2 separate regions of the Homo sapiens genome follow, and region 2 is linked to region 1. Evidence: read pairs that join two places in POLR2A ChIA-PET (ENCODE). Cell type or tissue: A673. All regions are shown on one strand. Each heading gives the region's core, and the rest is flanking DNA. Links, peaks and the distances in the headings are about the cores only.

Region 1 (16,510 bases), core at 4,683-9,682:
AGTGCTTGACCACCGTTTATATTTTTTATGGATTTCCATATATTTTATATTATCTTGAATTTGTTTTTTTCCTTCTTTTGCCACTTTCTGACTTGTTTGATACTCATTTATTGATCATTTAATTTAGCTTCTTTCAATCCTTTGGGGAGTATAGGAGGGCTTATTTATGTAAATAATAAAACAATGTAACTATAACTTTCCCTATAAACTCTTGGAACACATTTCATCTGAGACCTATAAGATAAGCCATAGTTTAGATGAAATATTTGAACTGTTGTATTGCCTGATGTGTATAAACTTAAATGTTTTTGATGGGAAATTGTTAAGTTCCTTAAATTAATGATAGTTGCCCCCTAACCCTGACCTTTTTTTTTTTTTTTTTTGAGATGGAGTTTCCCTCTGTCACCTAGGCTGGAGTGCAGTGGCTCGATCTCAACTCACTGCAACCTCCGCCTCCTGTGTTCAAGCGATTCTCCCTCCTCAGCCTCCCAAGTAGCTGAGACTACAGGCATGTGCCATCATGCCCAGCTAATTTTTTTTTTTTTTTTTTGGTTGAGACAGGGTTTCACCATGTTGGCCAGGCTGGTCTCAAACTCCTGACCTCAAATGATTCGCGCCCCCACCCCCAGCCTTCCAAAGTGCTGGGATTATAGATGTGAGTCACAGTGCTCAGCTTGACTTTCTTCTTTAATTAATGATCTTTTCATTATATTTATATTTAAAGAATAGTACTGTATTCATAAGTATAATAAAAATGTGTAACTTACAAAACTCATTACAAAAATATTTCTTGACTATATATAGTATATGTAGTAAAGGTTAAATAGCTAAAAATGTTTATAGTAAAGGTTAAATAGCTAAAAATGGCAAAGTGTAGTCTATGTCAAGCCTATGTTGTTTTTATAGTTTTTAAATCAGATCTCCCAAATCTTGACAGAGGGAAAGTAACACATTTGGGTAAGTGGATATGGCTGGTAGAGTTGTGATATAACTAAAGGGAATTAGGGCTTGGAAGATAGAAGTTCCTGGGATGCTTCTCTGCAGGGCTCTTGTTGGCTAGGTTGTCTCATACTCAGATGCCACAGAGGGGCAGGAGATTCTAAAGAGAATGGACACAGATGTGTGTATGAAATGCATGAAAACCAGAACTCTTCAATTGATAGGGAATAGTAGAACATTTGGGATTGTCACCTGCTAGAACTCTGTTTATGATTTGGCTTGGGGAGGTTCCCCTCCAAGTTCTCATTCCTAAAATCTAGTGATATGTCTATGTATTTTTGAGCTTGTGAAGTTTAAGCAATGTTTGAATTGCTGTTACTAGGGAAAAGTTTAATCCAAATCAACCCAGTTTACAAAGAGTACTTTGACTTTCATTGTCCTTGTCTTCTAACACAGGAGTGTCAGAAATGTGGCTCCAGGCTATAAACATTTTTAGCTATTTATGTATAAACATTTAAAAATGTTTATACTATAAACATTTTTAGCTATTTATCCTTTACTACATATACTATACATAGTCAAGAAATATCTTTTTGTAATGAGTTTTGTAAGTTACACATTTTTATTATACTTATGAATACAGTACTATTCTTTAAATACAAATATTATGTCTTCTATTCCTATGGCAGCATTTCTTCTTCTTTTTTAAAATTTTACTTTAAGTTCCAGGATACATGTGCAGAATGTGCAGGTTTGTTACATAGGTATACATGTGCCATGCTGGTTTGCTGCACCTGTCAACCCGTGATCTAGGTTTTAAGCCCCACAGGCATTACATATTTGTCCTAATGCTCTTCCTCCCCTTTCCCCTGCCATCCCTGACAGGCCCTGGTGTGTGTTGTTTCCCTCCCTGTGTCCATGTGTTCTCATTGTTCAACTCCCACTTATGAGTGAGACCATTTCTAAATAGTCCTGGGCACCTCCTATCCTGTACTTGCCATCAGAATACTTCTGAAGATGACATTCTAGACAGCCACTGTTACTCAGAATTGGCACTAGAGATGAAACTTATTTGCTCTGCAAGCTTCCAGTGTTGCCAGATTACATAAAATAGATAAAAGATAATATCCAAATTTTGTGGCGGGTTTTAATCACTGATACTAGGTCCAAGGGGAGACTCTAGTCCCTGGGAAGGTGACTGGTAATAACAATCCAAGGCTGTCATTTTTTTTGAAAGGTAAGGGATTTAGTTACAAATCTAGGAAGCAAAGTGTAGTCTATGTCAAAAATAAAGTGGGAGCTTCCATTTCTGAATTAGGATAGAAGTCACATTTATGGCAAAGGTGATTGAAGGCTGAAAGTCCTAGAGCCTGGCTTGGGGCAGAGTCTGTGGGTGGGGGTCAGATAATCTCAAGGAAGAAGATGCAAGTTCTGGAGAGTGCCTGTCACACAAACGTATTGTTGGTGAATGAACAGATGAATGCTTTTTCCATGAGAGATATTTAAAATTAGAGGTCATGTCCCTGACTGTTTTTTGTATCAAATCCATAACATTCACGCTGAGGCGGGCGGATCACAAGGTCAGGAGATTGAGACCATCCTGGCTAACATGGTGAAATCCCATTTCTACTGAAAATACAAAAATTAGCTGGGCGTGGTGGTGCGTGCCTGTAGTCCCAGCTACTCAGGAGGCTGAGGCAGGAGAATTGCTTGAACCTGGGAGGCGGAGGCTGTAGTGAGCCAAGATCATGCACTGCACTCCAGCCTGGGCGACAGAGCAAGACTCCATCTCAAAAAAAAAAAAAAAAAAGCATAACATTCTTTTTTCCCTTAAAATGCAACTTGGCAAAGATGATTTTGTTGGGGGAAATTGGTTTAAGCTAATAAATACGTAGTTTCACTGTCCTAACTTTTGAAGTTCTGTTCATTGATTCCAAGTCCTCAGTGGCCACTGCACTTTAGAAATTCATGTATGAGGCTGGGTGTGGTGGCTCACGCCTGTAATCCCAGCACTTTGGGAGGCTGAGGTGGGCGGATCATGAGGTCAAGAGATCAAGACCATCCTGGCCAACATGGTGAAACCCCGTCTCTACTAAAAATACAAACATTAGCTGGGCATGGTAGTGTGTGCCTGTAGTCCCAGCTACTTGGGAGGCTGAGGCAGGAGAATCGCTTGAACCCTGGAGACGGAGGTTGTAGTAAGCCAAGATCGTGCCACTGCACTCTAGACTGGCGACAGAGCGAGACTCCATCTCAAAAAAAAAAAAAGAAAAAAAGAAATTCGGGTATGATTAGGCTGTAGAAATTTTTTTATTGCTAAATTTCAGCCTGTTAACTACAAAACTATGGGTTTTTTTTCCTAGTAATAATACAAAAATTGTCCCAGAAGCATATTTAATAAACTCCTTTCTTATAAAAGTATTATAGTTCTTAAACTAATGGTTGTTGTTGATCAGTTTTGGTCAAATGTTTGAGAATATTATTCTTGAAAACATGGAGCATGTTCAGGATGTTGTTTGTCAATCCATTAACAAATCCTGTTCTACTTCCAAATTATTTCATGAACCCTCTCCTTTTCACCCTCATTACTGCCATCTCCCTGCCTGGCCGCCCGCGTGTAGTGCTGCAGTACAATGATAGTAGCCTCCTCGCTGGCCTTGAGCTTTCCATCTGGCTGTCTCCACTACGTTCTTCACATTATAGCAAGACTGACCTGGAAACTACCTGGACGCAGCTGACCCTCTTGCCTGGTATCCTTCAATAGCTTCCCATTTTCCTTAAAGTCAAATCTGAACTCATCATACTATCCTTACAAGCCTGTGTGATCTGCCCCCTGCCTGTCTAAACACAGTTTATGTTACTCATCCACCAAACACTTCCCAGGCCTGTCACACGCCACCTCCTGCTTCCGGAACAGATTCTTCTTCCCGCCCTGCAGTTGGTTCTACCCAGCTTCAAGGTCTCTGTTTAAATATCATCTTTTGGAGGAATCTTACCTGACCACCCCAGATGGGGTCATTTCTGTTACTTTCTCTCCCTTTTGGATCCATTTATCACGAGTTCTGTTTTGTTTGATTACTTTTTTGGGGCTGTGTTCAATAAAATGTAAGCCTTATGAGGCAAGAACTGTGTCTAGCTTGTTTACTACGACAGTGTGTCATCAGTGCTTATGAGTAGTACTTAGTAGGTGGTGAATAAATATTTACTGAACAAATGAAGGTGGCAGAGGTATGCTGGCAGGAGAGCAGGGTGTATTCATTGGTATCTCAGTTTTAGCATGAAAAAGAACATAATTTCACATGGTTAGAGGGACTGAAACATTGTCTAGAATTTGGTCACATAGTAAAAAGCTGGAGAATAATTCTGAGAACCATTTATCTTAAAAGTTCCAGAAATTCTGTTTTTTTGGTAGGTATAGTTTGCCTTTTGCTTATTCAGCTAGTTTGAATCATATTGATAATGTGACTGCATGATAAGTCAGCCATATGCTGAGGTTTCTACTTTAAAGATAAGTAGCTACCTTAATTTGAAAGTATTATTTGCATTCTCTGAGCAGACCCATGGTGAAATGATCTGATTATCAATATTTAAGATTTATAATGTCTGCTGAAGATGACAGTGTTGCCTTAGTTATGAATTCTTTATGACAGACATTTTATATCAGGACTAGTTTGTTTCGTAAAGCCATTCTGTGTCAGTTTATAGGAAGGCATAGGCTTTTCTGTTTCCTGGGACATAAGGGGACTCGTCTAATAAATTTTTTTTTTTTTTTTAAAGACAATGTCTGGCTCTGTTGCCCAGGCTGGAGTGCAGTGGTACCATCTCAGCTCATTGCCTGCCTCCTGGGCTTAAGCCATTCTCCCACCTCAGCCTTTCTTTTTTTTATTTTTATTTATTTATTTATTTATTTTGAGATGGAGTCTCATTCTTGCGCCCAGGCTGGAAGTGCAGTGGCGTGATCTCTGCTCACTGCAACCTCCGCCTCCTGGGTTCAAGCAATTCTCTGCCTCAGTCTCCCGTGTAGCTGGGATTATAGGCATCTGCCACCATGCACAGCTAATTTTTGTATTTTTAGTAGAGATGGGGTTACACCATCTTGGCTAGGCTGGCCTTGAACTCCTGACCTCGTGATCCACCTGCCTTGGCCTCCCAAAGTGCTCGGATGGCAGGTATGAGCCACTGCGCCTGGCCGCATTCCTCAATTCAACAACAGCTTCTTCAATTGGAAACTACCAGTATAGCATCAAGGGATTTACACTTGACAAGTTCTGAGTCTTTCTTCAAAGGTTGGCCACTTCTGTTTTACTGCACCAGACCTAAGGAATGAATCCCTCTAAAACTTACAAATCCTGTGACTTCACCCAGAATTTTTTTTTTTGAGATGGAGTGGCGCTGTCTCGCCCAGGGTGGAGTGCAATGCCTGAACCCAGGAGGCAGAACTTGCAGTGAGCCAAGATCATGCCACTGCACTCCAGCCTGGGCGACAGAGCGAGACTCCGTCTCAAAAAAAAAATTTTTTTTGAGGAATGCATTTCCCCATTCCTCAGAAACAGTAGAAATGGTAGTTAGCCTGGACAGTACCCCTGCAGTTCCCCTCAATCCCAACAGCCACTGAAAGTGGGAATGGAGATATATTAGTCCATTCTTGCATTGCTATAAAGAACTACCTGAGACTGGGTAATTTATAAAGAAAAGAGGTTTAATTGGATCACTGTTCTGCAGGCTGTACAGGAAGCATGGCTGGGGAGGCCTCAGAAAACTTACAGTCATCGCAAAAGGTGAAGGGGAAGCCAGCACGTCCTGGATGGCTGGAGCAGGAGGAAGAAAGAGGGAAGGAGGAGGTGCTACAGACTGAAACAACCAGATCTCATGATAACTCGCTATCACAGGACAGCACTAGGGGGATGGATGGTGCTACACCATTAGAAACCATCCTCATGATCTAATCACTTCCCACCAGGCCCCACCTCTAACATTGAGAATTATAATTGAACAGGAGATTTGGGTGGGGGCATAGAACCAAACCATATCAAGAGGATTAGAATAAGAAAACCACACCAACATACATGAGGAGGAATCAGGAGCCTTAGAGTGTGCTCTTCACTCTGTCACCAACTCTGTGTCATTATGTGCAACTCATTTGACTCCTTGAGCTCTCAGATTACTCATCTGTTTTTAATTAATTAATTAATGGTTTCTGAGGCAAGGCCTTGTTCTGTCACCTGTTCTGGAGTGCTGTGGCACTATCACAGCTCACTGCAGACTGGACCTCCTGGGCTCAAGTGATCCTCCTTCCTCAGCTTCCTGAGTAGCTGGGACTACAGGCTTGTGCCAACATGCGTGGCTAATTTTTTATTTTTGATAGAAACTGGGTCTCGCTATGTTACCTAGGCTGGTTTCAAACTCCTGAGCTCAAACAATCCTCCCACCTCAGCCTCCCAAAGTGCTGGGATTACAGGCGCAAGACACCACACCCAGCCAAATTACTCATGTATAAAATGAATGGATTGAGCAAGATCATTTCCAAGATCCCTTTAAGCTCTGATGTCATGTGATTGGGATTTTTGGATTCCTAGATTAGCTTTTGAGCAGGAATTTGGATGGCAGACCTGTGTAGTTGGTCAAATACTTTGTACTTACAGCCTTTTCATATTACCGTGAGTTACTCACCAATTCAAATTGAATGACCAAGAGCTGTTGAATTCTCACAAAAATTTTTAGTACTTTTACAGCATTTTCAGTTTTATAATGCAGGTCATTGAAAAAAATCTTATTTTATAGACTCTTATGCCCTTTTGGCACTCCTCTATCATTGTTTTTAAGCACTTCATTGTTTTCTGGTACAAAAAGATGTTCCTGACTTACCTTGTAATTTCCCTGTCCCAGCCCTGAAATCAGCCAATTTCCCAAGGAATCCTGATTCTGTTGAAGGGGAATGGGCTTGGCGTGCCCCATGGGCTTCTCCCACTTTTGATGAGCAGAGCTAGGAAATGTTTTGAAGTTGTGTAATATCTCTAGTTACAGTTTGCCACCACAGGGCTCCTTTTCTTCTCACGTTAGGTTTGTGTATTCCTTCTCCCATAGTGTAAGTCATGACTCCCAGCAATATCAGTGTATTTACTCATGTGCTCATTGCTGCAATACATTAAAATAGTTTCAGAATTTTATACTACCAACAAGAAACGTACTACAAAAACTTATAGATTTCTTTGTAATTCTCTTTATCTTCAGAATATATCCTACTGAAGATGTAAACTCACATACTCTTTTTTTTTTTTTTTTTTGAGACAGAGTCTCACTCTGTCACCCAGGCTGGAGTGCACCGGCGCAATCTCGGCTCACTGCAAGCTCTGCCTCCCGGGTTCACGCCATTCTCCTGCCTCAGCCTCCCGAGTAGCTGGGACTACAGGCACTTGCCACCACACCCGGCTAATGTTTTGTATTTTTAATAGAGATGAGGTTTCACCATGTTAGCCAGGATAGTCTCAATCTCCTGACCTCATGATCTGTCTGCCTCGGTCTCCCAAAGTGCTGGGATTACAGGCGTGAGCCACTGCACTTGGCCAACTCATATACTCTTAAAGAGGCTACTCTCTGTTACAGTTTGCCTGAGTGCTCCTCTCTTCCTCCCTCTCTCTCTTCCCCCCATGCAGAGTAGGCTCTCAGTAACTGTTTGCCGAAAGGCAGTCTGTACCCTTCCTTGAGCTGTTTCTGTCCAGTAGTACTTTGCCGAGTAAAATTAATTACCAATTTTATGGGAGTTAAGTATTCTTAACTACCAAAAGCATTAATGGTCTGAACAAACAATCATATGTATAAATAAATAAAATGTATGTTATAAATCACTGTTGAATGTAGAGTTTTATGTAACAATAAATAAATATATAAGTAAAATAACAGTCTTATACTTATCAAACCCTATTATATAAACCCTTAGCTAGTAAGCTCATTTTATATATATGTTCATGTAGTCTTTATTGCTCATATATAATTTTTAATTTAATTCATAGAACCTAAGGCCCCTTATTTTCTGGTCTCAGTTTCAGCCAGTGTTTCTCATTAGGATCATTAAGAGATGAGGAGTTGTGGTTGTCTTCTTTTATTTTTTCATTTTTGTTTTTTTTTCAACCAACTCATTTCAAATAAGAAATTGTGGTTTCAATTTTATTTTTTATTTTAAGAATTGGGAGCATACAAAAGCTATTATTTGTGATTTTTCTTTTGTGATGTCATAATACAGTCTGAGGCATAGAAATTCTAGTTAAGTACTAAAAAAATAACAAGGCTGTTAGAATAACCACTGTGGGCTAGGTGTGAGGGTAAATCCTGGGGAGAGGAAGAAGTGGGAGGATAGTATTGGGTGAAGGGAAAGGTATAGAGCTAAATGCATATTTGAATTTAGGTCAGTGAAATCTAAGTGTAGTCTGGGGAAATTAAATTTTCTAGTACTGACTGGGCATGGTGGCTCACGCCTGTAATCCCAGCACTTTGGGAGGCCGAGGCAGGCAGATCACTTGAGGTCAGGAGTTCGAGACCAGCCTGGCCAACATGGCAAAACCCCATCTCTACTAAAAATACAAAAATTAGCTGGGCATGGTGGTGGGTGCCTGTAGTCCCAGCTACTCACTCAGGAGGCCAAGGTGGGAGAATTACTTGGACCCGGGAGTGGGTGGTTGCAGTGAGCCAAAATCACACCACTGCACTCCAGCTTGGGTGACAGAGTGAGACTGCTTCTCAAAAAAAAAAACAAAAAAAACCAAAAAAACCCAATTTTCTAGTACGCAGTATAATTAATTGTATAATTGTGTTATTCGTTCTTTTTGTTAAAACTATTTAATAAGTGATTCTTTAAAATAGCTGTTTTTGTTTAAGAAGTATGTTTTTGTCAGCGACATTGACAGAAATGTATTAATTGTTCATGTTCTTTGGTATTATGTATCAGTGATGGAGAAAAATACTAATGTTGGTGCAGCCAAATATTGTTCAGTTCTAATTATTCTTTAAGTGAGCCTCTGTTGGAAAAATTACTCAATTAATTATATGGTTTTGCCTAATCATATATTAAAGAAAAACAGTCAGCATATATTAAAGAAAGTATGAATTTAAACATTATTCCTTTCATTGAAATGATCACTGTATCTTTAAACTGGAAATATATTTGCAGTCTTTTAAGATTTCCTAAGGTATACTTAAAATAAAATACCTTTAAAGTATTTTAAGGTGTTTCTTAAAAGAAAGCAAGACTTTCAAATGTTTTTGTTTGATTGATTTATATATCTGTATTAAATATGTACATATGTTTTAGATCTTATTACAGTTAAGCATTTTTTTCTCACCTTTTTTCTTTGTTATTTTTTAATGGGCCTATTTAAACTTAAATCTCTAAGTAGGACCTTCAGGGATATTTGGTCATTCTAGCATCTTTCATTTGCATAGATATTCTCATAGACATAATAAAGCCATAGCCAGAGAAGCTCAAATATTTTTATCAATGATTTAAAAAAGCTGAAATCTTTTTAAAGTAATCCTTTTCATTTTTATTACAGGTAAATTGGGATATTCACAATGTATGGAAACAGAGGTAAGTGAAATACTCAAATATTTCTTAGTAAAGCAGCTTTGCAGTCCTGTTTAGACTAACTTGAGTACTGAACTATCTCACTATAGGTTCTTGGTCTTCTGATAAGATTTCTTTTTTTTTTTTTTTGAGATGGACTTTTGCTCTTGTCGCCCAGGCTGGAGTACAATGGCACGATCTTGGCTCACTGCAACCTCTGCCTCTTGAGTTCAAGCGATTCTCCCGCCTCAGCCTTCTGACTGGCTGGGATTATAGGCACCCACCACCACGCTCAGCTAATTTTTGTATTTTTAGTAGAGACGGGGTTTCACCATGTTGGCCAGGCTGGTCTTGAACTCCTTACCTCAGGTGATCCACCCGCCTTGGCCTTTCAAAGTGCTGGGATTATAGGCATGAGTCACCGCACCTGGCCCTGATAAGATGTTTTGAGAGCAGGTGTGTTTTCTAGGTTTAGGAAGAGTAAAATGTGAAGAAAAATTACTTGCCTTGTCCATATTTTTGTAACGTCAGGTTGTGTTATAAAGAATAGCTTAATTATCATTTTAAAATTTAACCGTATTATTATTTGCAGAATTGAGTTAGCTAAGATCCAGAGCTCTTAGTAATTTCAGTTTTTTTTTCATAATTCAGTGCAGTATGTCATATAATAAATACAGCATTTAAATGTGTTAGACTCCATTGGAGCTGCCTTAATTTAAGAAAAAATAGGGACTTAGAAACAATGTTTTAGTAAGATTAATAATAAATTTGGTGCTTTGTTATTTATACAAGTAGGTTTATTATTATTATTATTTTTTTTTTTTTTTATTTTTATTTTTAGACGGAGTCTCGCTCTGTCGCCCAGGCTGGAGGGCAGTGGCACGATCTCAGCTCACTGCAAGCTCCGCCTCCCGGGTTCACGCCATTCTCCTGCCCCAGCCTCCCAGGTAGCTGGGACTACAGGCGCCCGCCACCGCGCCCAGCTAATTTTTTGTATTTTTAGTAGAGACAGGGTTTCACCGTGTTAGCCAGGATGGTCTCGATCTCCTGACCTCGTGATCCGCCCGCCTCGGCCTCCCAAAGTGCTGGGATTACAGGCATGAGCCACTGTGCCTGGCCTGGTTTATTATTTTTTAATAATTTAATTTCAAATTTCTGATTGTGAAATTTAAGGGGTTTCTATGTGTTCATTGCAGGGATTTCAAGCATAATACTGAAATACCAGGTCAGCATATATGTGTGGTGTTCTTTTCAGTAGCAGTTTCATCATCCTTAGATTGGGGGTGTTGGGTGTTTTGTTAGTGGCAATGCCCAAATAAAGGATTTAAGAAGTTGTATTTCAAATTTTATAATGCATCTACATATTGTTGTAGGTTTTAGTAAGTTTTAACTGTTGTTTTAAATGAAATGTAGGCTTCCCAAGGGATTATATTGTATAATAGAGAAACAAAAATAATTTATCCCTTTTGGCATTAATTTTTGTATTTTCTTTCTTTTTTTTTTTTCTTTTGAGACAGAGCCTTGCTGTGTCTCCCAGGCTGGAGTGCAGTGGCACAATCTTGGCTCACTGCAACCTCCACCTCCCAGGTTCAAGTGATTCTCCTGCCTCAGCTTCCCGAGTCGCTGGGACTACAGGCACATGCCACCATGCTGGCTAGTTTTTGTATTTTTAGTGAAGACGGGGTTTTACCATGTTGGCCAGGCTGGTCTCAAACTCCCGGTCTCAGGTGATCCACCATTACAGGCGTGAGCCACTGTGCCCGGCCCATTTTTGCATTTTCTATTCAACTTTGAAAGGAGGGACAATTTTTTCCAAGTTAGATCTAAAAAGGCAAGAACTTAATATTTTTATATTGTTAGAATTTTTGATATACTATTCAACATGACACAAAGGGGTGGGATTTGATTTGAGTCAGAAGAGGTAAGTTTTGTGGTTTCTGGGTGTGTATTTTTCTAGCTATGCAATTTTGAGTAAGTAATTTTTCTTCCAGAACTTTGTCTTTCTTATCTATAAAATGTTAATGGTAATTTGTATTAACCTCATAGCTTATGAAATTTTTAAAGAGATACTATATATTAAAATGTTTCATAAACCTTAAATGCACTATTGTGAATTAAGATGATACAAATATAGTCAGCATTCATCTGCATTTAGGTAATGAAATATGAAGATTTTACATACAAGGCACAGTTATCTAATTATCGTTTTATTATATTGTCATAAAATCCACATGATCTTAACATTAGTTTAGTACTCACTTTGTAAAGAAGCATTAGTTCATTTTATCTCCTAATTGACAGCCCTTATAATTTGATCCATAACATAGGTCACCAAAAGAATTGGAATCTAACTAAATAGAAGTTTTTCAGAATTAAAAAAAAAGTAAAAATTTGGAGGGGGCAAAACACAAGGAAACAAAAATTTCAATCTGATATTGATTTAATTCAGAAAAATAGGTATTTTCTAGGGCTAACAGTGGTTATCAGTGGGGAGGAGATTGGGATTGTGGATGGTCATTTATCCATATTGTTTGATTTAAAAAAAAGTATCTGTGTATTACTTTGGTAATTAAGATAGCAAAAAGCAGGAGTGGTGAGGCGGTAGAGCCAGAGGGAACTACTTTTTCTTAGAAGTTTGGTGAAATGACAGAAGGAATTAAAAAACAGCATAAGGAGGAAGTTTTCTGTTGCGTTTTAGGTTAGAGACGATGGGCCATTTGGTGGTGGTGGTGTGAGGGAGCCTGGAGTGCGTGAGCCAGGTTCAAGAGTGGTTATCTAATGAAGCAGACCCAGGAACACATGGGAGACGATGGTTGTCTGGAGTAGTGCTGCTCAGAACCAAGACTGGTCCAGGGCTCTGTGGTCTCTGAGACCCTCTCAGGGGATCTGCAAGGTCAAAACTATTTTCATAGTACTACTAGGATATCATTTGCCTTTATACTTTCATTCTCTTAAGAGCGTACCATGGAGTTTTTGGAGGCATGAGGAAGACTGTCAGAATGACTGCAGAAGCAGATGAGATCCAGCCTTTTTTTTTTTTGGAGACAGAGTCTTGCTCTGTCACCCAGGCTGGAGTGCAGTGCCATGATAACGGCTCACTGTAGCCTCAACTTCCTAGGTTCAAGTCATCCTCCCACCTCAGCCCTCTGAGTAGCTGGGACTACAGGTGCATGTCACCACACCTGGACAGTTTTTTATTTTTTATTTTATGTGTATTTTTTGAGACAGAGTCTCACTCTGTCACCCAGACTGGAGTGCAGAGGTGCGATCTTGGCTCACTACAACCTCTGCCTCCTGGGTTCAAGCGATTCTACTACCTCAGCCTCCCAAGTAGCTGGGACTACAGGCGTGCGCCATGATGCCCGGCTAATTTTTGTATTTTTAGTAGAGACAGGGTTTTGCCAGGCTGGTTGTGAACTCCTGACCTCGTGATCCTCCCGCCTCACCCTCCCAAAGTGTTGGGATTACAGGCGTAAGCCACTGTGCCTGGCCTGTTTTTTTATTTTTATGTTTTTTTTTTTTTTTTTTTTTTTTTTTGTAGAGATGGGGTTTTGCTATGTTGCCCAGGCTGGTCTCCAACTCCTGAGCTCAAGCAGTCCTCATGCCTCGGCCTCCCAAAGTGTTGGGATTATAAATGTGAGGCACCTTGCCCAGCCTCTGTGGCTTTCATTGAGCCTGACATTAAAAGGTTTTGTAAAATGTAAAACAATTCCACTGTTCTCATTTTTTTAATGTAGTTTTTTTTTCCTCCATAAAATGTTATTAACATTTAATGGGCTTAAATGAATTAATACATATTTTAAACATTCCTTGGTTTTAATTTCTAATACAGTAAATATTGATAGATTATAGCCCACATTAAAAAAAAGCTCTTTGGGCTCTAATTTTTTAGTGTGTAAAGAGAGTCTAAAACCAAAATTTAAAGGTTTGAGAGCTGTGGTATGAGAGCACAGATGGCAGAGGTACTTCTTCCTAAGAAACAGAATAGGGAGGTAGGAGGAAACTAGAGTTGTGGGGTAGGCAGCAGGAAGCCCAGGCATCCTTGCCATATGGGTTTAAGGCTCTTTTTGTCAGCAAGAAGGCAGGCTCATTTCTGAGACTGAGGTTATACGGGGTCACAAAGGGGACTGACTACTAGAGCCTCTCTTGGCTCTTAAATTATTTTTCTGTTGAGCAAAACAAATTGTTTTTCTATTTCTGCCATTCCCTCTGTAAACCCCTCACCCAACTCTTGCTAGTATAAGCTGCCTGAAGGAAGAGGCTGGCTGCCATTCTGGGGCAGCCTGTTCAGCCTTTCTGAATTCAGAGAGGCCTTGTTAGGTGGCCCTTGTGCCCAGGCTCAGCTCATGGGGCCTCCCTTTCCTTCTCGCTTCTCTGCCTCAGATTCTCCATTGAGGGTGGATAGCTGCAAAAATTATTATTATTTTTTGAGACAGAGTCTTGCTCTTGCCCAGGCTGGAGTGCAGTGGCATGATCTCAGCTCACTGCAACCTCTGCCTCCCAGGTTCAAGCGATTCTCCTGCCTCAGCCTCCTGAGTAGCTGAGATTACAGGCATGTGCCACCACGCCCAGCTAATTTTTGTATTTTTAGTAGAGATGGAGTTTTGCCGTGTTGGCGAGGCTGGTCTCGAACTCGGAACCTCAGGTCATCTGCCTGCCTCAGCCTCCAAAGTGCTGGGATTACAGGCACGAGCCACTGTGCCTGCCATAAAAATTATTTACATTTTATTCAGCATCAAGCCTAGCTTTATACGTGCAGCATATTATGTGTCATTCCTGGTTGGGAAGTGTAAGGTTTCCTGGGAGCAAGAAGGAAGTCCTTCTTAAGCAAGGCTTACAGACTCCCAGGGAGAACAAAATCTCTTTATCTCTCTGGGGTTTTAGGACCCTCATCAAGTCATAGAATTGAAATAGAGAACATCAATTGTTCAACTTTTTAATTTTAATAGTTTTTGTAGTACATAAAAATCATGTTATGAATTATTTTGTAGTTTTAATTATAACTTTTTTAGCACTTTTACCATATTCTTAAAAATTAAAAATTATGAGTTCTGAGAAAGCAGTGAAATCACATATAGGTATTTGATTAACTTTTATGTGATCTTTTACCTCAAGCTAATGTTTCTTAAAATCAAGTATTTTACCTTATTTCTTACTGTTTGGAAAATGTTTTAATATACTTGATTATACTAAGTATTTTCCAGCATTTGAACTCCTTAATGGAAATCTTTCATATGATTTGTTTTAAATGACATGCAAATTTTTTTACTTTAATAGGCAATTTAATTTTTCCCTATAACTTTTTCTGCTTTTTGAAAGTATAATTTACATACAGTAAAATTTACCTTTTTATTTAATTCTTTGAGTTTTGACAAGGATATTTTGTTGTTAACTATCCCTACAATCAAGTTTTGTCACCCCTTTAACGTCCCCCATGCCACTTTGTAGTTAGCCCTGCCCCTCCTCCCAGCCCCTCTTAGCCACTGATCTGTATGTTGTTCTTACAGTTTTGAAAAGGACATGTAATTTAAACAGCGTGTGACCCATATTTCTCCCTTCCTAGTAGTGGCTCACAGCTCAGACTACTAATTTATAAACTCTTGAATGACTAACCTGTACTCGTAGGCGCTTGCCTGTCAAGGAAGCAGTTCAGACCCAGATTTAAGGGTAGCTTTTATTCCAATTTTACAAATTTTTCCTACTGCCATTGTTTAAATAGTTTTGTGGATTATAATCTTACTTTTGAAGAAAATTGCTAAATATTTGAAAATGCTAAAACAGAACTGATTTGAATTTCCATGTATTTTAATTGAGGCTTTTACATTGGTTTTTTTCCAGCTTTCCAAATTTCATCACATTCCTGTCTCCTATTAATCACCACTAATTATGTAGCACTCAGAGGCCCTTTCCCTTCAGCAGGAAAGAAGGTTAAATGAATAACTAGAACAATCCTGTTCCCTTGGGGGATTAACTGTATTTTAAGTGGAATAGGTTAAAGTATTATATAAAGTTAAATGAACTTTTATCATTACTTTAATCTTGATAGAACTGGTTTGTAAAAATTGTACCATAGAATCATTTAAGCTTTAGTGAGGGAAACTATTAAAAAGACTCATGTTCACATCTCAGAAATAAAGTTCATGTATACTGGGCATAAGTACCTATTCTGTGTTTCATTCCCACATGCATCTTGAAGAAATATTTTACAGCTTACTCATTCCTGTACACTAATAACAGACAGAGAGCCAAATCATGAGTGAACTCCCATTCATATTGCTACAAAGAGAATAAAATACCTAGGAATCCAACTTACAAGGGATATGAGGGACCTCTTCAAGGAGAACTACAAACCACTGCTCAACAAAATAAGAGAGAGACACAAACAAATGGAAGAACATTCCGTGCTTATGGATAGGAAGAATCAATATCGTGAAAATGGCCATACTGCCCAAGATAATTTATAGATTCAATGCCATCCCCATCAAGCTACCAATGACTTTCTTCACAGAATTGGAAAAAACTACTTTAAAGTTCATATAGAACCAAAAAAGAGCCCGCATTCCCAAGACAATCCTAAGCAAAAAGAACAAAACTGGAGGCATTGTACTACCTGACTTCAAACTATACTACAAGGCTACAGTAACCAAAACAGCATGGTACTGGTACCAAAACAGATATATTGACCAATGGAACAGAACAGAGGCCTCAGAAATAACACCACACATCTATAACCATCTGATCTTTGACAAACCTGACAAAAACAAGAAATGGGGAAAGGATTCCCTATTTAATACATGGTACTGGGAAAACTGGCTAGCCATATGTAGAAAGCTGAAACTGGATCCCTTTCTTTATACAAAAATTAATTCGAGATGGATTAAAGACTTAAAATGTTAGACCTAACGCTATAAAAACCCTAGAAGAAAATCTAGGCAATACTATTCAGGACATAGGCATGGTCAAGGACTTCATGACTAAAACACCAAAAGCAATGGCAACAAAAGCCAGAATAGA
Region 2 (16,510 bases), core at 9,795-14,794, 320 kb after region 1:
TGACAAAGCTTTGTCTGTCTCTTATTCCCTGTCCAACACAGGTCAGAGTGGGCTCTGCCCAGGATGGTCACTCAGGAACCTGGACGGGTGGACAGGAGGGATCGGGGGGGCTGCCCACGTGGGAGGCAGAGCAGGAGGGCTGGCACTGGCACATGACGCTTCCACTCGGGGGTGACACACTATGCCCATTCTTATGGCTAGAGCAAGTCCCACGTTCACAGCTTCAAGAGGGCAGGAAGAAGTAAAGCAAAAATATTGTCAACAGTGAGGTCTGTACCAGGCACTAGCAGGGCTACTGTGCGTGCCCCGTGGAGTTTATCTTTGGAAACTCCAAAGGTGTGGCCGGTGGTAGAAGCCATCAGGTGTGATGGGTCACAGCAGAAAAGGGCCCATCCCTTCCATGCAGGGCTGGCTGTTGGCACCCCAGCTCCCACCCAGCACCCCTGGCTTTGTCCGGAGGCCTTTTGGGGCTGTTTGTTCCCCTACAAGGTTGGGGAACCCTAGCCCAGGACCTGACTTGGGAAAATGCAAGATCCTGTGGGAGTCTAAAAGGTGGCTGCGGATGGAGGAGGGGCTTTTGTCTGTACTGCATTGCCTTCCAGCTAGCAACAGTTTTGGCTGCCCCCCTTAAAGCCTCCATTTAAAGAAGAGCCCTTTCCTCTGTTGTTTTCGTGAACTGAAGTGGGGAGGAGTTCACCCCAGGGAGAGACCAGTGACCCAAGTAGCCATTGTAACCATACAAAGTAACTTACGTCATTTATGCACATGGCTAGAGAGATGAAGACACACGTTTAGTATTTTATTATGAATCATTATTTCAAAGTCCCATACTGCATATTCATATAAGGCAACACGGCACAATTTCAGGCTTCATCACAAAGGATGAAAAAGACTGTTTCTAACTCCCTCCTAATTTGCAGACATGCTTGAACACTTAATGGAAGGTGAAGTTTATTTTGTGGCCCCTCAGTTCTCTTTCAAGTCCTCTAGTAGAAAGTCTCCATGGTGTGATCTTCTGACTGGGTAGAACCCGCAATTCTCTGCTGTTTTTAGTCTTTGTTCCAGATGACTAATTACATGACTTGGCTGCATTTGTGAGGGGCCGACACCAACACAATTAAACCAGTGCACCATTCAGGGCCATAGGGTAGGAGGCACCAGGGTTCAAGAAGGAACTTGCGTGTTGTAGGATCTGAGTTGGGGCGGCTCTATTCCGACTATCCATCGATCTCCTCTTCCTCATCCTCAAAAGCTTCCTCCCCGTCATTGGCGGTGGCATCCTGGTACTGCTGGTACTCGGATACCAGGTCGTTCATGTTGCTCTCCGCCTCGGTGAACTCCATTTCATCCATGCCCTCACCCGTGAACCAGTGCAGGAAGGCCTTGCGCCGGAACATGGCTGAGAACTGCTCGGAGATGCGCTTGAACAGCTCCTGGATGGCCGTGCTGTTGCCGATGAAGGTGGAGGCCATCTTCAGGCCGCGGGGCGGGATGTCGCACACGGCCACCTTCACGTTGTTGGGAATCCACTCCACGAAGTAGCTGCTGTTCTTACTCTGGATGGCCAGCATCTGCTCGTCCACCTCCTTCATGGACATGGGCCCGCGGAACACGGTGGCCACGGTCAGGTAGCGGCCATGGCGCGGATCGCAGGCGGCCATCATGTTCCTGGCGTCGAACATCTGCTGGGTGAGCTCGGGCACGGTCAGGGCCCGGTACTGCTGGCTGCCGCGGCTGGTGAGCGGCGCGAAGCCAGGCATGAAGAAGTGCAGGCGCGGGAAGGGCACCATGTTCACCGCCAGCTTGCGCAGGTCAGCATTGAGCTGGCCCGGGAAGCGCAGCGAGGTGGTGACCCCACTCATGGTGGCGGACACCAGGTGGTTGAGGTCCCCGTAGGTGGGCGTTGTCAGCTTCAGAGTGCGGAAGCAGATGTCATAGAGCGCCTCGTTGTCGATGCAGTAGGTCTCGTCTGTATTCTCCACCAGCTGGTGCACCGACAGTGTGGCATTGTAGGGCTCCACCACCGTGTCCGACACCTTGGGCGAGGGCATGACGCTGAAGGTGTTCATGATGCGGTCCGGGAACTCCTCACGGATCTTGCTGATGAGCAGCGTGCCCATGCCTGAGCCCGTGCCGCCGCCCAGCGAGTGCGTGAGCTGGAAGCCCTGCAGGCAGTCGCAGTGCTCGCACTCCTTCCGCACCACGTCCAGCACTGCGTCCACCAGCTCCGCGCCCTCCGTGTAGTGCCCTTTCGCCCAGTTGTTCCCTGCACCCGTCTGGCCTGCAACAAAGAGAGTCCCGTGCCGTTTAAACAGGAAAGGGCTGCGCCATCACCATGCTTGGTCACCGACAAGGAGGGTGTGAAGTGATTCCATGATGTGCTGTTAGCCAAAGGGAGGGGCCGGGGAAACAGGCACCCACCAACGGTGCAGCTGAGCAGATGCACTGGTACGTTTTTAGGCAAGTCAAAGTAGCTACTGGTCAATTTTAAAGATGTATATACATTTTGACCTGGTTGTTCCATGTTAAAGAGGTAATTCTTGCACATGGTAGAATTCAAAGGGAACAAAAGGTATACATTAAAAAAATAAGTTACTGGCCGGGCGCCGTGGCTCATGCCTGTAATCCCAGCACTTTGGGAGGCCGAGGCGGGTGGATCACTTGAAGTCAGGAGTTAGAGACCAGCCTGGGCAACATGAGGAAACCCCATCTCTACTGAAAATACAAAAATCAGCCGGGCGTGGTGGTGGGGAGCCTGTAGTCCCAGCTACTTGGGAGGCTGAGGCAGGAGAATTGCTTGAACCTGGGACCTGGGAGGTGGAGGTTCTAGTGTGCTGAGATGGTGCCACTGCACTCCAGCTTGGGCGTCAGAATGGGACTACAGCTCAAAAAAAAAAAAAAAGTTCTCTCCTTTGGGCTTTCTGAATCTTATACTGTACTATGTATAAGTATTTTCTTTTCTTTCTTTCTTTTTTTTGGAGACGCAGTCTCACTCTGTCGCCCAGGCTGGAGTGCAGTGGCGCAATCTCGGCTCATTGCAAGCTCCGCCTCCTGGGTTCACGCCATTCTCCTGCCTCAGCCTCCCGTGTAGCCGGGACTACAGGCGCCTGCCACCACTCCTGGCTAATATTTTTGTATTTTTAGTAGAGACGGGGTTTCACCGTGTTAGCCAGGATAGTCTCGAACTCCTGACCTTGTGATCCGCCCGCCTCGGCCTCCCAAAGTGCTGGGATTACAGGCGTGAGCCACGGCGCCCGGCCCAAGTATTTTATTTTTAAAACTTGACACTTTTTCATGTTAATGGAGCCCCTCATTCATCATCCAGAATTACTGTTGCAAAATGTTTGCAGAACCAATTATTTATTCTGCCCCTATAATTAAATACTAAGCACAGGAAGTAATTCCTGCCCTCAAATTGTTTCCAGGCCAGTTGAGAAAAGGAGCTTAATATGTCTGAAAGACTTCTGTATTTTATGCAGAGTTCAAGTAACAAGAAAGAGACCTAGTCTGTTTTCTGCATAATGGTGCTTTTTTTTTTTGAGACGGAGTCTTGCTCTGCCACCCAGGCTGGAGGTGCAGTGGTGCGATCTCGGCTCACTGCAAGCTCCGCCTCCCGGGTTCACACCATTCTCCTGCCTCAGCCTCCCAAGTAGCTGTGACTACAGGCACCCACCACCACGCCTGGCTAATTTTTTGTATTTTTTAGTAGAGATGGGGTTTCACCATGTTAGCCAGGATGGTCTCAATCTCCTGACTTCGTGATCCACCCACTTCGGCCTCCCAAAGTGCTGGGATTACAGGTGTGAGCCACCGGGCCAGCCCCATAATGGTGCATTTTTGCCAGACAGGCTTATGTATATCTTACTTTACCTAAAAAAAATTGAATCTGAAAGATTGGCTCTTAAATTTAAAATCCTATTTTTCATTTTATCTCATTTTAAAATGGATTATTTCACTAGCAGAAGCATTTTTTTCCCAGCTGTAAAAATTACACAGGTTTGTATGTCCATATGAACAGATGCACGTAGGAGTGGGAGGAACTAATTTTTGTTTTTGGTTTTCTGGGCACTACGAGTTTCATATAATGCAATGGCTTTCATACATTGCTGTGAACATCTGTATTTATTTATTTAGAGACAAGGTCTCGCTCTGTCACCCAGGGTGGCGTACACTGGCACCACCCTAGCTGACTGCAGCTTTGAACTCCTGGGCTTAAGTGATTCTCCCACTTCAACCTCTTGAGTAGCAGGGACTACAGGCACATGCCACTACACTTGGCTAATGAACATTTGAAAAAACTAGATACTAGATACCTCTCATTTATTTTAAAGTTAACATCTATTATTTTTCATAAGTCAAATAGTTGCATATGATATAATTTTAATTTCTGGAAACAATATAATCACTTTAAAAAACTCTTCTTCTGTTAAATGTATTGATAGAATATATTAAAAATCAGAAATAATTCCAATCAGTTGAAGTTGATTCTTTTTAATTTCCTGTGATTACAAAGTATTAAATGTTATCTATCTACCTATCTATATCTATTTTTTTCCTATTAATTCATTTATCCAAGGGTGAATATTAAATACTGCCAGAAAGGGCCAAGGCTTGGGATCAATTCTATTCCTCTTAATTTTTACATATATGAGAAATCTTGTCCACAGATATATGTAAATGGGAATGAATTATGTTCTACAATGTCATTCAGTTCTTTGATTGTCTTCAGAGTTACATCCCAAAAATCAAATAGTGAGCTATTATCAAAAAGTATTTTCAAGCCTGGGCAACATGGCAAAACCCCATCTCTACTAAAAATACAAAAATTAGCTGGGTCTGGTAGTGCATGCCTGTAGTCCCAGCTACTCGGGAGGCTGAGGTGGGAGGATCACTTAAGCGTAGAAGATGGAGGTTGCAGTGAGCCAAGATTGTGCTACAGCACTCCAGCCTGGGTGACAGAGCAAGACCCTGTCTCAAAAAAAAAAAAAAAAGTATTTTCAATCATCTGTCACTTAACTCAATTTTGTTTATTTATTTATTTATTTATTTTGAGATGGAGTCTCACTCTGTTGCCCAGGCTAAAGTGCAGTGGCACGGTATTGTCTCACTGCAACCTCCACCTCCTGGGTTCAAGCAATTCTGCTTCAGCCCCCCGAGAAGCTGGGATTACAGGTGCTGCCACCACACCCGGCTAATTTTTGTATTTTTTAGTAGAGAGAGGGTTTCACCACGTTGGCCAGGCTGGTCTTGAACTCCTGACCTCAAGTGATCCGCCCACCTCGGCCTCCCAAAGTGCTGGGATTACAGGCATGAGCCACCGCACCTGGCCAACAACTCAATGTTGAAGAAAGCAGAATTGGAAACGACCTAACTTGCAGGTCATGACATTTTACATCAGTCATTCTTTTCTTGTTTCTGAATGTAAACCAAAAAGGCTTAACCAAGACTTACTAAATACACTCTCACTCTTTCACTTTAAGGCAATTTATTCCAGTATACTTAGAGTTGGGAAAATTGAAATACTAATTTCTAATATGACTTTGTCAATTTAATTTTTAATAAAATGTTTTAAATATTTATTTTCATGAAATTTTGGGCTGCAGATTTAACTAATTCAAGTCATAAAAACTTGCATTGCATTATACAGACCTCTCCCCACTTACTCCAACTTGACTTTTGTCTACACACGGCTGGTGGCAACAATTCACAGCCACTGCCAAAGACCAGCCTCTCTGGTTTCACGTGGGCAGGTCCATCCCTGATGCTGCACTCACCCTGGGGGCACTGAACTATGAAGCAGTGAAACCACCAAGGCTGCCTCTGAGAGCTGCCAAGTGCTACATCGGGTAAGCAAGCTGCCTTTCACTTGTCAATCTTTAATTAGTGGACAAGGGGCTCCCATGCAATTTGGGACACGGGCCTGCTCACAATGAGGTCTACTGATGGCACCCCTGGCTTCTGCAGTACATAACAAGTGCAGCCTTACACAGTGGCTCTACTCTTGGGGGGGATGAAGCATTTATCAGTGCTACACACTGTAGGTGTTCAGTGCAAGAAAAAACAAATTCTGTGATTCTTCATTAAGTGTACTGAACTTAATGTTAAAATGTATGTACTGGACTGTTAATAACTCATATCACATATAAAGGATACCCTCCTTCAATATCTAAAGAAGTCCTTAAATCAGTAAGAAAAACAACAGCCATTAGGAAAACAGGCAAAGGCTATAAACATACAGCTCACAGGAAAGGAAATTCCAATAGCTTAGGTACTGGAAATAATGCTAAACCCTTCTCATAAGGGAAACGCAAATTAAAACAAGGAGATTCTATTTTTCTGCTGTGAAACTGACAGAGATCCAAACACCTGAGTTGCACTGCTGAGGGTTTGGGGAAGGCCACTTCCCACGGGAGCTACTGGAGATAGCAAGGGCAGTGGGCTGTAGAACAGCTGAGCTACAGCTATCAAAATTATCCCCCTAGACACAGCAATTACACTTCTGTAAGTTTTTCTAGATAGACCCATACATGTGCAAAATGACATATATACAAATGTTTACTGAGGAACAATTTATAATAATAAAAAGGGGAACAACCCAAATACCTATCAACTGAAGACTGGTTAAATCCACGGCGGTATCTCTGCAGAGGATACTATCAGCCATCAACAGGAATGAGGCAGCCATACTTGTGAAATGGAAAGATCTTCAAAATACGTTGCTGGGGAGCCAGGGAGGAACACTAGGGTACTAAACAGTGTATACAGCTGGCTCCATTGTATGTGTGTAAATATATGCGTCTGCCTGAACATACCTGAAAGGACATTCAAGAATCTTAACACTAGTTCGGGGTAGGAAGGAGATCAACTTTTCACTATATACCCTTTTGTTCCTTTTAAGTCCTAAACCATGAAAATGTTTTACCTAGCTAGCTAGCAAAATGAAAAAAAAAATTACTTTATTAAAACATTTACAATGCAATTAAGAAAGCACAGGTTGTCTTTGAAGGATGGGGTCCTAAGAGAGTTCATTTCTAGCTTTATGACATTTTAACTAAAACATTTATTTTATGATAAGTGAATATTAAAGTATAAAAAAGGAATTTTTTATTATTATTATTTTAGAAATGGGGTCTTCCACTGCTACCCAGGCTGGAGTGCAGTGGTGCAATCATAGCCACTGCAGCCTCCAACTCCTGGGCTCAAGGGATCCTCCTGCCTCAGCCTCCTGAGTAGCTGGGACAATTAAAAAAACATTTTTTTGGCTGGGCACGGTGGCTCACGCTTGTAATCTTAGCACTTTGGGAGGCCGAGGCGGGTGGATCACGAGGTCAGGAGATTGAGACCATCCTCGCTAACATGGTGAAACCCCGTCTCTACCAAAAATATAAAAAAAATTAGCATGGCATGGTGGCGGGCGCCTGTAGTCCCAGCTACTCCGGAGGCTGAGGCAGGAGAATGGCGTGAACCCGGGAGGTGGAGCTTGCAATGAGCTAAGATCGCACCACTGCACTCCACCCTGGGCGACAGAGTGAGACTCCGTCAAAAAAAAGAAAAATTTTGTAGAGAGGGTCCCCTTATGTTGTCCATGTTGGTCTTAAACTTTTGAACTCAAGTGATCATCCTGTCTTGGCCTCCCAAAGTGCTGGGATGGCAGGTGTGAACGCCTGAGCCCAGCTCTTCTTTAATGAAAAATTTTAAAATGTCATCAGTAAGTGGGAAATTACTAAATGATGACATATACAATGGTAGGCACTGTGACTGTCACGGAGGATGTCTGAGATACATTAATGAATTTTTCAAAAGGCTGCAAAATGGTGTGTATAGCAGGATCCCATTTTCCCCAGACAAAATCAGCTCTGTGTGCTCACCTAGGTGCACATGGACACAGAAAAATGTCAGCAGGGCCGGGCGCGGTGGCTCACACCTGTAATCCCAGTACTTTTGGGAGGCCGAGACAGGAGGATCACCTGAGGTCAGGAGTTCGAGACCAGCCTGGCCAATATGGGGAAACCCCATCTCTACTAAAAATACAAAAAATTAGCTGGGTGTGGTGGCAGGTGCCTGTAATCCCAGCTACTCCAGAGGCTGAGGCAGGAGAATTGCTTGAACCCAGGAGGTGGAGGTTGCAGTGAGCCGAGATTGCGCCATTGCACTCCAGCCTGGGCAACAAGAGCGAAACTCCGTCTCAAAAAAAAAAAGAAAAAAAAAAAAAAGGAAAAAGGAAAAATGTCAGCAGGACACAGCACAACTGTCTACACACTCGGTTATCCCCCTAGGGAATAAAACCTCAGGGGCCACCAGTAGAAGGGATGACAGCTTTCCCTTTCTGCACTGTATACACAATCTATGTGTACTGTTTGAAAAAACCATGTACAAGCACTTTGTTTTAACTTTGACATGAAAACATTAAACACTTTTTTTTGTATAAGACCAGCTATGGGAGCTCACACCTGCAATCCTAGCACAGGAGGGTGAAGTGGGAGGACTGCTTGAGCCCAGGAGTTTGAGGCTACAGTGAGCTATGATCACACCACTGCACTCCAGCCTGGGTGACAAGGCGAGACCCCATCTCAAACAAACAAACAAACAAAACCACACATTTAAATATTGAACACTGAAGTTTCCAGAGAGCAGAACTGGCCAGCTGAAACTGACCACAGAGGGCCCTTGCACTTGTCTGCAGCATCAGCCTCCCTAGATCTCCGTCTCAGTCCCACTGAGAAATCAGCTCAGCCTTTCTCTCCTATTGTCTTTGCCCCATTTGGCAGTCCAAAGCCCAGTGTCACTGGCATGGCAGGCCCTATGGCTCTGCAGAGGGGCCGGGCTAGGCAGATGCCTGCTGTGTGCTTGCAGCACACCCCGTGGGCCTGGCCACTTTAGTACTCTCAGGTGGCCGTTTCCTTGTGTTTTTCACAAGCCGTAGACAGCATCTAGTATGTGACTGTTCTCTTACAAACAGGGGATTCTCTTCTTCCTGCCCAGCTGTGTTGCACAGTGAATCCTAGCTGACTGCCTTCTCTTAGTAGGCGAGAAAATGGTCACCGTCCTTCCTAAGCCCCCACCAACTTCTCTCCACCCCTTCCCCACCCAACCTAGCAGGCAGCACCTGGCAAAACTACAACATAGGTATTGGGAGGAACAAGCTCGGGGCTGGTCCACACTCGGTGCTAGAACTGTCACATTTTACAAAGGAAAGACCCAGGGCAGCTGTCAAAATAGCCTGGGACCTATTTCATTAAAATAGCAGAAACCAACAACTGAAAATAGTAGGTGGCTTTTGGCAAACATAGAACCCCAATCAATCAGACCTGAGCTAGCTGTAAGTGGACGGAGATGCTGAACTTGACTCCCTCTGCAGCTCACACCATTTACCCAGCTTCCTCAATATTTATAGCATGAATAGCCATGAAGTTTTCTGTGCTCTTGATGAAAGGAGGAAGCTGGTGACTTCTGAAAAATATTTTGCCACTGTCTCATAGCAACAGATGTTCCAGTTAAATATTTGGGAGTTGTGAACTGAACATCTTCTGTACTGATACGGTGTGATGTTAGTCAGTGACTCCAGACAGTTAGCAGGAGGCTGCCAACTCTAAGCTTTTTGGCAGTGGGGCTGCAACAGGTCCCCAGGGTTTTCTCTGAGTCCCCCCTCTGGTTTCAAGCTCACAATGGGTGATGGAATAAGTGTCAAGGGTCTGTGCACTCCTGCCCCCTCTTCTAGCCCTGAATCTGGAAGAAAAAGTTAGAAATACAGAAAGAGGCTGGAAGAACGTTTACCTTTCTGGTGCTTCATTCTTTTCCCACAAAACTTTCCAACAATAGAGTAGGTATGACTGCTATGCAACCAGCAATTCATTACAGAAGTTTTTCTTTTCTTTTTTTTGAGACAGGGTCTTGCTCTGTCGCCCAGGCTGGAGTGCAGTGGCGCAAACACCGCTCACTGCAGCCTCAGCCTCAACCTCCCTAGCTCAAGTGATCCTCCCACCTCAGCCTCCTGAATAGCTGGGACCCCAGGTGCACACCACCACGCCTAGCTAATTTAAAAAAACTTTTTGTACAGAGGGTCTTACTATGTTGCCCAGGCTGACCTTCAACTCCTGGGCTCAAGTGATCTACTTGCCTCAGCCTCCCAAAGTGTTGGGATTACAGGCATTAGCCACTGCCCAACTGGGAAGTTTTCTTTTTTTTTTTTTTTTTGACAGGGTCTCACTCCATCACCCAGGCTGCAGTGCAATGGCTCAATCTCGGCTCACTGCAACCTCCGCCTCTCAGGTTCCAGTGATTCTCCTGCCTCAGCCTCCCGAGTAGCTGGGATTACAGGCACTCATCACGCCTGGCTAATTTTTGTATTTTCAGGAGAGACAGGGTTTCACCATGTTGGCCAGGCTGGTCTCGAACTCCTGACCTCAGATGATCTGCCTGTCTGCGCCTCCCAAAGTGCTGGAATTACAGGTAACTTTCACTTTTAAAAGTATACACTACTAATGTAAGTGAGTGTTTCCTAAATCATTTCAAACTCTATTTGGAAATGGAATGACACTGGTTTATTGTAATTTACCAACTCTAACTGGAACAATATGGTATAAAGCCAGTGAGGATGGATCATCTCCAGTTCACAGACAATTCTGCCTCTTTTACTGGAGAACGACTTAAAAACTATTTAGCTAAACAATATAGAATGTTTATACATTCTGGATACTTCTCCATTCTCCATAATATGTTATTTTAACAAATAAGCATATTCATTTAAACAAGTCACAATTCTTAACTCAAAATGGTGTCAACTTGCTAAAATTCCTATTAAAGACATATCATGTTAGTACAACCTGTTGAAAACTTAAAACATTCTGAATCAAAAATAGGGTTGCAAGTCAGATGAAGCAAAGATGCAAGAAGCAATTTCGGGGACAGTTTTTATGTGCCAAAGGTCATTTCTAACATTTTTGAAGGCTTACAGGGACAATTAGATAACTAAATGGGCACCATAGGTCTGTCTTAATTTGTCTTAATCTTCGTGATCCCATTTGTCAACAGCTAGAAAGACCTTACACTCTCCCAATGTTCAATTCAAATAAACCAAAGAAAACTCACAATTGCTAAAGTGGCAGCTGTGAGAAACTAGCTTCTCACCACTTCAATAGTTTGTGATGCACTCATGTCATAAAGATCAGTTCATGGCTTCGACTCTCTCTTGAGACCTGGCCAGGTCCTGGCTGCACTGCGTTGACTGCTGGTGGGTGAGGCCTCCTCGGGGCACCCATCCAGACTGGGTTGGGTCCCTCAGTTGCTGCCAGGCCTGGGGCAGACTGGGCCGGGGCCAGACAGCCATGACCTGCTGAAAACCTTCTCCATGAAAGCTGCCTTTTCCGTGACCACACCTTTGAGACAACTGATATCTTTTTTTTGACAGAGTTAAGGCATGCAAAAGCATATGAAAAATAATATGAATCTCTACACACCTACTACCCATTTAAGAAATAAAACCGGCCACTGGTACATGAAGCCCTGTGTAACAAGTGTGAGTGTGAACTTACTCAACTATGTAGAATTATATACTTTTTTCCTATTTTATCTCAAAAAGCAGTAATGGGTGTGGCATGAGTTTCGGCTAACCACCCTTCCCCTGGGAAACAGTGCAGCGTGCGCTGAGTTGCATTTTAATGTCCTGCCTTCCGGCTCCTCTATGCGTGAGTCCTGGCGTGATATGTGTGCAGGTTTCTCTGTTTTACGCTGACAATTTACGTCAGTGTAGAATAGAAGGGCCAAATTCAGAGCTGTTCTTACATTTCCTATAAAGTAGTTCTTAAAGCCCTGAGTCTCTCATAAAATAAGCATTCAGTTGCTACGTTTCTTTGAAAAGTTTAATTTCAGGCAAAAGTGCAGCAAAAACTACGCTCTCAGACACTGCTGGTGGCATTAATCCAATTGGAAGTGTGTAAAAAGGGCTTAAATCTCTTCACTCTTTGACCCAGTAATTTTGCTTTTTGAGAATCTATTCTGAAATCAAAGTGAGAAACAGACAAATTTAAGTGAATCAAGATGTTCAATATTCCTTTTAAGAGCAAAAAGCTGAAAAGAAACAGCTTCCTGATTATTGGCCATTATAAAGTTGCATAAAGAATTAATTACACATTATGGAGCTATTAAAAATTATGGATTTTAGAAACTAAATGTGAAATATGGTTTATAATATAATGTTCAATGGAAAAAGATATAAATGATACCATGATTACAATAATGAGAGTCAGCAAAAAGAAACAAAGGTGAAAAAAATACCTCAGTGCTGACAATAATTACACTAAGATGATGAACATACAGAATTTTTTTTTAACTCTAGTTTTAAACTTTTAAGAGTGTGGTTATATTAGTTTTTGCTAAAAAAAAAAAGCAAAGTTTAAAAAGCAAAGCAAAGTACAAATTAAAAATAAATACGAATCACTCAGGATGGTGGGGAGAGCTCCCTTTTAAATATATTAAAAGCATATATTCCCCTTTATGAGACAATGTCAGCTGTGTCACCTGCTGTGCTTCCTTTTTTGGATTTAGTTGCCAGAAACCCAGAGCTAAAATTAATTCTCAGCCACAGCTGAGCTCACAGTTGACTCTGTGTTGTAAACTGCTACATTTATGCCTGTCTTTTACTGTTGTTTCATATCCTTCTTTGAAGAAGGTATATATTTTACATATGTAAAACTTTAAGATCTTTTTTATCTATAAAAATTCACAGATATGCTTGTAACTGTTTCCCAATCTCAGGAAGGACTCCTGCGAGGGAGGCAGGCAGGGAGGGAGGTGGGTTTTCACTGTATGGCCTTTCCAGCTACGCACCATGTGCACACACTGCCTATCAAAGAAGAGGTGTGATTTCTAAAAGGTGTATTAGTTGGAAATACATGAATTGTGTCTGGTAAAGCTTACTGAGACTACGGTAGACTCAGCCAACTATAATTCAGACTCAAGAAATCTTAGCTGTCCGCTCGCTCAGATTCTCACCAAAAATCCACTGAACCTCAAGGAGAAGACTGGGCAGAATTCTACAACAAGTGGGGGAGATAGGGCCATTTCTTCTCGCAGATTCTTACAGGGGTCTGTGACCCCAAGATGCTTGGGGGGGGTCCTTCATTTCAGATAGTAAAATGAAGACCCCCAGAGAAGGGAACTGATGCTGCCAGCGGGCACAGAGCTAGGGTCAGCTGCTCAGTTTCCCTCTCCCGGTGCGGTGCTCTTTCTTCCTGGCTATGTTAACTCTGTGACCTGGGAATGTGGTCCAGAAAGAAGCTGTGGCTGCTGAGTCTATACCTACTTAGTAAGTGAGTTACTCAATGCTGATCTGTATAAAGTAGGATCGTCCTTTTTCCTTTCTCACAATACAGAATATTAATGTTATCCAAGTCAGGTCTTTATTACAGTACTCAGAGAGCAGTCCCTCTGAATTGACAAGGATGACACTGGGCAAGAGGAGCTCTCAGACACCCCCCGTGGGCATGCAAATGGATTCAGCTCTTCTGGAGGCCAATCTGCAATCTCTATGTGTGAGCATTTCTGCAGAACAGATTCCTTGAACTGGAACTCTTGGATGGAAATTATTGATTTGCTCAATCTACTAAGTAGTTCTCTGAACAGCTGTTATTTTCCCAAACACCTTCACCAACACTAGGTCTTAGCAGCTTCTGAAATACTGGCCAATCTGGTGGGAGAATATTTTGTTTTAATTCCCTCTTGCCTCTAGTTAGTAGTAAATTTTGTCCCCAGGTATTTATAGCTTTTATTACAGTTGTGAATAGGATGTGTTCCCCAGTGATTATTGCTTTTAATGTGATTCATCTGTTCCAGTTTGCCTGGGACCCTGGCAGTTTTAGCACTCAAAGTCTAGTGTCCTGGGGAACACCTCCCAGTTCCAGGCAAATCAGAAAGATTGGTAACCTGATCGCAAAACTATTAATTTCTGAATATTTTATCTTGTGTCTGGCTCCCTTACTGAAGTCTTGTAAGTGCTAGTCATTTTTCAGCTGATAGCCTATCTGGAAACTCCAAGAGAATCATTTCATCAACAAATAACACTTTTGTCTTTTCCTTTACATGATTTGCATTTTTTCTTTCTCTGGTTTTTGTGCACTGGCTAAAGCCTTCAGAACATGGAATAATTGTAGAGACAATGGACATCTGTTTCTTATACCTAATTCTGCTGGAAATGCTTCTGTTTCACCAGGGAGTGTAATGTTGCTATGGGTTTCTGGTAGATAATCTGTAAATAAAGGAAGTTTCTTTCTACTTCCAGCTTACATAGAAGTTTTTTTGTCCTCTACAAATCAGGAACACATCCAAAACTTTATCTTTTTTTTTTTTTTTTTGAGATAGAATTTCACTCTTGTTGCCCAGGCTGGAGTGCAATGGTGCGATCTTGGTTCACCCCAACCTCCGCCTGCTGGGTTCAAGTGATTCTCCTGCCTCAGCCTCCCGAGTAGCTGGGATTACAGGCATGTGCCACCACACTGGGCTAATTTTGTATTTTTAGTAGAGATGGGGTTTCTCCATGTTGGTCAGGCTGGTCTCAAACTCCCGACCTCAGGTGATCCGCCCGCCTTGGCCTCCCAAAGTGCTGGGATTACAGGCGTTAGCTACTGCTCCTGGCTTCCAAAACTTTAATCTTTTTTAAAAAATTGTTTCCTGCTGGGAGTCAGAAAAAAAACCCACTTTTTTGGGTCATCTATTAAGATGTTGTCTTTAATCTATTAGTAGACTTCTTAATGTTGAACCATCCTTGCATTCCTGGGATGTTGCTAGTATTTCTCAAACACTTATTTTGTACTAGACATTCTAAGTGTTTATTTAATCCTTACATCTCACTAAGAGGTAGACAGTCCCACTTGTGATGAGGAAATTAAGTCACAAGTAAGTTAAATAAGTCTAAGGCCACATAGTGAGTGGAAGGGCCAAAATTTAAACCCAGGGAGTCTGGCAGCACAGCCAGACTCCTAACCATTACACTGTCTGCCTCTCAGTCTTACTTGGTCACAATGTGCTATTAATATATTTTTTAAAAAACACAACTACATTTGATATTCTAAGTATTTTATTTTGGATTTTTGCATCTATATTTTTAAGTAAGTTTGATATACAGCTTTCACTTGTATGTTCTAGTAGAAGCTACCTAGCCTCATAGGAAATGTTGGGAAGTTTTCCATCATTTTCTCTCTGGAATGGTTTGGATAATGGGATTGTCTGTTACCCTCTATTAAACTATCTCTTCCTGGTGCCTTTTGAGAAAGGGGTTAGAATGTAGATTTTTCATGATGTATTTGATTCCTACACCATAGTGCTTTTAAGCCAGAATCAGTCTTCAAATTCTTCACATTTTCTTGGAAGACACTGCTTTTCACAGGTATTGGAAATATGTTTGATTGAGTGAGGAATTTTTTTTTTTAGCAATAATGTCAATAGATATGTGGTCTCTAACATTAAAATAGGTGGGAAACTTCCAAATCTGCCACCTATCCTGTAGGTTCTACTTGATAACACTAATGGTACCACTTCATGTAATTTTATATAATTTTCTTCAGAAGTCTGCAGAAAGATATGTTTTACTATCATTTTTTAGGTGGAAGAAGCAAGAAAAAAAGGATTTACCTAATTCTGATAAAACCAATATAGGAACCAAAAACAAATGGCAAAATAACTTTATAATGATGGGGAAAAAGAAGCTAATGTCTAAAATTGTTTCTTGGTTTTTGTTTTTTTGTTTTTTGCTATTTTTGAGATGGAGTCTCGCTCTGTCACCCAGGTTGGAGTGCAGTAGTGCAATCTCAGCTCACTGCAACCTCTACCTCCCGGGTTCCAGCGATTCTCCTGCCTCAGCCTCCCGAGTAGCTGGGACTACAGGCACGTGCCACCATGCCCGGCTAATTTTTTGTATTTTTAGTAGAGACAGGGTTTCACCGTGTCAGCCAGGATGGTCTTGATCTCCTGACCTCGTGATCCGCTCGTCTTGGCCTCCCAAAGTGGTGGGATTACAGGCATGAGCCACCGCGCCTGGCTTGATTTTTGTTTTTTAATCAAGAACTACCAGTAGAAGAATTTCATTTAGAGATATAGAGGTTCCTTCCCACCAAAAAAGTCAAGATTTAAAAAAAACTGTTCCTTGTGATGAACCCAGCTAGGGATGGGAGGGGTGGGGCTGGGAACCACTGATTTCCATTCACACTTTTTCTATGACACATGATGCTTTAAATCTGGCATATAAAATATTTGATTTAAAAAAATAAAAGAAGAAGAAGAAAGTGAGAAAGATGGAACCTACCAAAGATGAAGTTGTCAGGCCGGAAAAGCTGCCCAAAAGGCCCAGACCGCACGCTGTCCATGGTGCCTGGCTCTAAGTCCACCAGGGCGGCCCTGGGCACATATTTCTGAGCTGGAGGAGAAAAGAACCACCCACAAGAGTTACTTTCAGGTTTCTAAAGTAATTGACTTCCCCGTTTCAAGTCCCACCAGTTCTAGCTGCCTGGAATGGATCAAC

The links. ChIA-PET counts read pairs that join two places held together with the same protein. Peaks named below come from ENCODE experiments on the same cell type or tissue, not always from the same donor. Only the 100,000 strongest peaks of a DNase experiment are listed, where the experiment ranks them.
Region 2: POLR2A ChIA-PET joins it to region 1 with 13 read pairs; 3 of 35 experiments call an interaction of 5 or more read pairs at or near these places.

What each region holds. Positions count from the first base shown.
Region 1 is chr18:12,628,072-12,644,581 of GRCh38, reverse strand. It overlaps SPIRE1 (spire type actin nucleation factor 1), which reads left to right. Exons shown (of 17, transcript NM_001128626.2): 2 at 9,486-9,520. Among named protein-coding and RNA genes, the nearest start is that of SPIRE1, 22 kb to the left of the region's middle. In A673, for the core only: no CTCF peak of the experiment used is centred there; no DNase peak of the experiment used is centred there.
Region 2 is chr18:12,310,838-12,327,347 of GRCh38, reverse strand. TUBB6 (tubulin beta 6 class V) reads right to left here. Exons shown (of 4, transcript NM_032525.3): 3 at 16,295-16,405; 4 at 732-2,281. The coding sequence ends at 1,218. Among named protein-coding and RNA genes, the nearest start is that of TUBB6, 11 kb to the right of the region's middle. RefSeq lists enhancers at 8,695-8,764, 8,304-8,804. In A673, for the core only: no CTCF peak of the experiment used is centred there; no DNase peak of the experiment used is centred there; H3K4me3 peaks cover 644 bases; H3K27ac peaks cover 2,981 bases.